2 separate regions of the Mus musculus genome follow, and region 1 is linked to region 2. Evidence: chromatin loops called from intact Hi-C (ENCODE). Cell type or tissue: left cerebral cortex. All regions are shown on one strand. Links, peaks and the distances in the headings refer to the core of each region. The heading gives the core; the rest is flanking DNA.

Region 1 (2,920 bases), core at 209-2,708, 110 kb before region 2:
TGTGAACAAGAAAGAAGGACCTCCTAAGATACCGAGTCTTCCACACCATGATCGTGGGCTTCCCAACTTCAAGCACCATGAGAAAAAATTATCTTTTTCATATGAACCACCTAGTTCATTATATGAAGGGGACATGACATAGTTACTGGGCATCCCAAGTAACGTTGAAGGACGAAGCCGGGTGGATATTAACACTATTTTTTCACAGAGATATTGTCAAAATATTTGAAATTTTATGTGCACAGTAAACATCTTTAAAAAAAGAAAAGTTAAAAGCAGGCTAAGTGAACAAAGACAGTGTGTTCTCTCTACAGCAGACAGAAGCAGAGGACACTCAAAAATGGGCAGCTCTATCTAACCATCTGGTTTTGTGAGACAATTTACCACTTCATACCAAAAGGACTAATGTGACCATTCATTCATATTTAAGTCAATTTATAAACATCAACCCAGGCACAAACCCTTTGACGTACTATCTGTCCTGCCTGTAAGATATGTCAGGGCAATGATGGTACAAAGCTTATGGGAGTAGCCAGCCAATGTATGATGTGACATGAGGCCCACTCCATGAGACGGAACCCATACCTAACACTGCATGGGTGACTAAGAACCAGATACTAGAGAGGTAAAACCAAATACTACTGGTTTAAAAACATATCAATAAAATGACACGTAATGATAATCTGCTATTCTCAGAGATCCGTGCCTTATTCTGTCATCATCAGGGAAGTTTCTTCCAGCAGCTGATGGCAACAGATGCAGAAACCCTCAGCCAGGTATTACATGGAGAGAGTCGGGGACGGGGATAAAAGGGATGTCTCCATCAAATTCCTCTCCCCAGAACTCCAGGAGCCTCTCAAAAGAGAGAGCAGAAAGAGCTAGAGGTGGATGGAAGACACCAGAAGAACATGGCCCTCTGAATCAATGAGGCAGGGCTCATACGAGCTCCCAGAGACAAAAGCAGCAAGCATAGGGCCTACTGGGTCTGCACTAGGTCCTCTGTGTCTAGCATAGCTTTGAGTTTAGTGTGTTTATGGGACTCTGAGTGTGAGAACATGTGGGTCTCTGACTCTCATGCCTGCTCTCAGGACTCTTTTCCGTCTGCTGGGTTGCCATGCCCAGCTCCAATATGATGGGTTTGCTTCTTGTTAGACTTTATTTTGTCCTGTTTGGATGTTATCGCCTAGAAGCCTGTCCTTTTCTAGTGAGAAATAGAAAGGGCGTGGATCCAGAAGGCGACGGAGCTGGGAGAAACCAGGAGCAGAGAGGGGAAACTATAATCAGGATATAATGTATGAGCAAAGAATCCTTTTCAATAAAAAAGAAAAATGAACATAAATTTTAAAAAATATTAAAAACTATGCCTTATATTTTCCATACACAGTTCAGAATTGTTCTTACAGATTAATGTGCCTATAAAGAGATATAGTAAAACTTGTGTTTTCACTTTTAAATATTTAAATTTAAACAAATCTAAACAAAAATTCTAAATATCAGACTACCATTTCTCAACTCCAAAAACAAAAAATGAAGAAATTGCAGAAATGGAATGAGTTTTGCCTTTGATCCACTAGATGGCAGTGTTGCTTATAAATAGTATTTGACACCTCTTACTGTAAGACTGTATATCTTTATAGCTATATAAACATTTCACTTCTTACATATGTAATCCATGTTTAGTTTAAAAACTAGGAAATTTCAATAATCAAAATAAAGAATTTCTAGTAACCCATTCTCAATAACGTTTTTATACCCCTATAGAAAATACTTCCAAGTGTTTACATAAACTTGCACTCACTAGAGTCTGTTCCTGATCCTCTCCACTGACAACACAGAGCCAGGACCTCCGAATGTGACAGTACAGCAGCCACAGTCATCTCACAGTGCGCTATGTGGATGTGTCACACTCTAATTATTTCCTCTAGTCCCTTGTCACAGTCATTTGATTTGTTTCTACACTGATGGCCCTGTAGATTACAGTCTATCTACCCTGGTTTATTTTTTATTAAAGAAAATAACAATTCACAAGACTACCAGTCTGTGGATAGAATCCACAATAACACACAAATTAAAAGAGAGCACTTACCATGTCATGCATTCAAGGTAATCGCAACTATCATATTAATTTGATTTGTCTTTTTTTCTTATCTGACTATTAGACTTGTCATTACCTTTTATCCCATGTACCCCACATTCTCGTTCCCTTAAAGAGACACATATAAAATGTTCCATTTTCTCCTTTAGGGAAAGGCATGGGACATCTTCCTGGGTACCACTGATAATCACAGTGACCGAGAACTATAAACGAATGTTACGGCCACAGCAAGAAAGAGGAAAAGACCTCCTCACGTGGGAGAGAGACATTGGAGGTCCCAGATGCCTCTCTTGAACTTAATCCCCAGGAGTTGTGCCAAAGGAATCCTAGAGAGTGAGAATCTTACCCTAGTGGTACAGGCCTATAGTTCCAGCAGCTTGAAAGCCTGAGGCAGGAGGATCAGAAGGGGGAGGTTTGCCTGCTGTGGTGGTTTGGAGGCAAATGGACACCATAGGCTCATATATTTAAATGTTTAGTCACCAGAGGATGGCACTACTTAAAAGAATTAGAAATATTAGGAGGTGTGGCCTTGTTGAAGCAGGTGTGTGTGGCCTTGTTGGAGGAAGTGTGTCACTGGGGGTAGGCTTTGAGGTTTCAAAAGCCCATGCCAGTCCCCGGCATTTCCTCTGCATGCAGATGAGGATGTAGCTCTCAGTCACTTCTCCAGCGGCAGGCCTCCTGACGCACTGTCTGTCATGATGACTACAGACTAACCCTCTGAAGCTGTAGGCCAGCCCTGAACTCAGTGCTTTTTTTTTTTTTTTTTTTTTTTTTTTTTTATGAGTTGCCATGGTCATGGTGTCTCTTCACAGCAATAGAATGGTA
Region 2 (2,865 bases), core at 1-2,500:
AACCGATAGACGTACAGTCCTAGGGAATCCGATGCTCTCTTCTAGCCTGTAAGGACATCAGGCACACACAGCCTGTGGTCTGCAGCTGTAGATGCAAGCAAACACCCATACCCATGCCCATACCAGAAAAGACTGGCAGTGACATGAAGATGTGGTGAGACAAGTACAAATTAGAGCAATGGCATCATGTCAGCAGAGCTGGCAAAGGCACGGAGGAGGTGACTATACGTAAGGGAAGAACATGCCAATCACAACAGCTTGGGAGGCCGAGGCAGGTGGGTCTTCTGATGTATGAGACACACATTAAAAGGTTTCTAAAAAATGGACCAGAGATGTTCTGGATCTCTGGAACAATGACTCGGATTGTTCTGGAAGACAAAGTTTAAACAATAAAAGAGTATAAATGTATATAAAGACAATAAAATCTTATAAAAGACAATAGAAGAGTATAAAATCATCTCTCCAGAAAATTAAAGTTGGAATCGTAATTCCATCTAGATCTCCAAGTTCATTAATATTTATTTATATCTTGCTCTCTTAAAAATTATAATTATTTTTTTCAGTAGTATTTAAATAGGTATTATTGCTGTTACTGTCATATTAAAATTCCCAACCATACCAATCTCTACCATATAGTGGTCATTTTCTTTTCTTTTTTTTTCTTTTTTTTTTTTGTTTTTTTTTTTGTTTTTGTTTTTGTTTTTCGAGACAAGGTTTCTCTGTGTAGCCCTGGCTGTCTTGGAACTCACTCTGTAGACCAGGCTGGCCTCGAACTCAGAAATCCGCCTGCCTCTGCCTCCTGAGTGCTGGGATTAAAGGCGTGTGCCACCACGCCCGGCCTGGTCATTTTCTTGTAAAGGTTGAACCTAATTATCTGCGTACTACTTGCGTTTAAAAATCTATAGCACCAAATGCAGTTAGCTCTTTACTTTATTTGCCAAACAAGAGCATAAATGCCTTAAATTCTTTGGCGGGGACGGTAAGATGGTGAGCAATAAAGTAGTGAGGCAGCGCTAGGACGTTCCCCGTGTGTCTTTCTTGGTTTGGTTTGGAAAGCAAGAACCACCTCCAGGATCCAGCAAGTTGAATGGCGGCTCCCGGGCCACAAGCTCATAGAACGCAAATAAAATAGGGCAAAGGTCGTGGGCTACCCGGCGGCGGCGGCACAAGAGACACGCTCTCCGAGGCCCAGATCCTTAGTCCTCAGCCTTTTTCCCCTGGCTTCTCAGACCTGGAGGGTTGTAGCCGCTGGAGAGAGCAACACCAGGTCCCGGAGGTCACCAGGGATGAGGACGGGGCAGCGCGGCGCTGCTTTTAACCAGACCCCACGGAGCCGGACAGCCCACCGCTCTCTGCCGCGCTTGCGCAGAGCCGCCCCGGCACCCGAGGCGTGCGGAAGAACCTCCGCGCCGGCGACACTCACCCGACCGTGAAGTTAGGCGAGGAGGCTGGGCGACCGCGCTGGGGCACCCAAACCCTAGCGTTTCCAGGAGACGAACCCCACGAGAGCCCAGCCTTCCACCTCTCCACATCGCGACTAGAATCCTACTCCTTTTCCGGTCCCTCCTCACAACAAATCCCCAGCGGAAGGGTTCCGCCTCCTACACTCGCGGATGCCGGCTTTTGCATTTGCATTAGTTAATGTGAATTTGTGGTCACCGTTAACTCGAGCTCCTCTATCAAATTATGTCTGCAATGAAATAAAGAGATGTTCCTAATAAAAGGCCACGAAGACCTACCTACCTTCTCGTCCTACGAGTCACGCCGTGCTGTTTTCGTATTTACGAGCTATCTCCTCAGTCTTGGAAAACCGACTCTAATGCTTAAAATCAAGTACGGAAATGCTTTTTCCGAGAAACCCATTCTCTTTCAATGCGCTCAAGTAATCACAGAGAACAGAAGTCCACATCTAAAGTACATTCTTTGAAACTGACCCTTTATTCTGTTCAGGATACACCGTATGTAGCAGAAAACTCCTTACACTCAGTTTAGACGTTTATTGGAAGTAGAAACGGAGCAGTATGAAAGATTCTAGTATGAATCTAATATGAAGTTCATACTAGTTTTTTTTTTTTTTTTTTTTTTTGTCAACTTGACATTAATTTGATTCACCAGGAAACAGGGACCCTCTCCTGAATTGCCTTCATTAGACTGAACTGCGTGTTTGTGGGGCGGCGTTTTCTTGATTGATGTTCAGCCCTTTGGAAAGTGGAACTGGGTTGTATCTGAAGCTTGCATTTATGGATCTCGCCCAGACTTCCCTCAATGATTGATTAGGATCTCTAAGCCAAAGAGAAAGAAACCCTTCCTAGAGTTGCTTTTAGTCAGTGTTTTATCCCAGCAACTAAAAGCAAACCAGGAACGGTTAAAAAACAAACAACAAAATAAAAAATAATGCCCTCATAAAAAGAAGGGTAAACTCCTAAAATTTAGGGCGTCATTCTACATTTCAGCAGGCAGTGCTGTCCTTTAAATCGGGGAAACTTACTAAGCTCTCATCCTCTGAGCTAAAATACTAACCTCATAAGCTGTATGAAAACCAGCTGCTCTATCACTGTCAGAGGTCCCTGTGTTTGGAGGTATATGGCCATTTCTCCAAATGAAGGTGGAAAGTTTTATACACAAGTTGAAGTGTCATGTTTTTGCTGGATTGACAGACCCACGGAAAATCATGGTTAACACTCTTAAGGACTTCTGTGCATGGACTGTACTTAACATTAAGTGTACACCACACAGCTCCATAGCCATCCCAGTCTCGCTTCAGCAAAGGCAGGAAGTGATATGCTTAAATACTGGTAGGAAGCAAAGAACCCTCTAAATCCCCCCACGCAGCAACAAAACGCTTTTCTGTAAGTTCAGTTGAGC

What was found. A loop is a pair of places that touch in the nucleus more often than their neighbours do. Peaks named below come from ENCODE experiments on the same cell type or tissue, not always from the same donor. Only the 100,000 strongest peaks of a DNase experiment are listed, where the experiment ranks them.
Region 1: a loop joins it to region 2, with 3 times the contacts of the local background. A loop is called at or near these places in 5 of 42 quality-filtered maps.

The regions. Positions count from the first base shown.
Region 1 is chr4:21,989,707-21,992,626 of GRCm38, reverse strand. All of the region lies in intron 5 of Faxc (failed axon connections homolog), which reads right to left. Among named protein-coding and RNA genes, the nearest start is that of Gm42260, 33 kb to the left of the region's middle. In left cerebral cortex, for the core only: a CTCF peak has its summit at 1,564 (motif pointing right); a DNase peak (open chromatin) is centred at 1,568.
Region 2 is chr4:21,878,355-21,881,219 of GRCm38, reverse strand. It overlaps Coq3 (coenzyme Q3 methyltransferase), which reads right to left and starts at 1,574. Exons shown (of 7, transcript NM_172687.2): 1 at 1,424-1,574. The coding sequence starts at 1,532. In left cerebral cortex, for the core only: no CTCF peak of the experiment used is centred there; a DNase peak (open chromatin) is centred at 1,470; H3K4me3 peaks cover 1,328 bases; H3K27ac peaks cover 1,057 bases.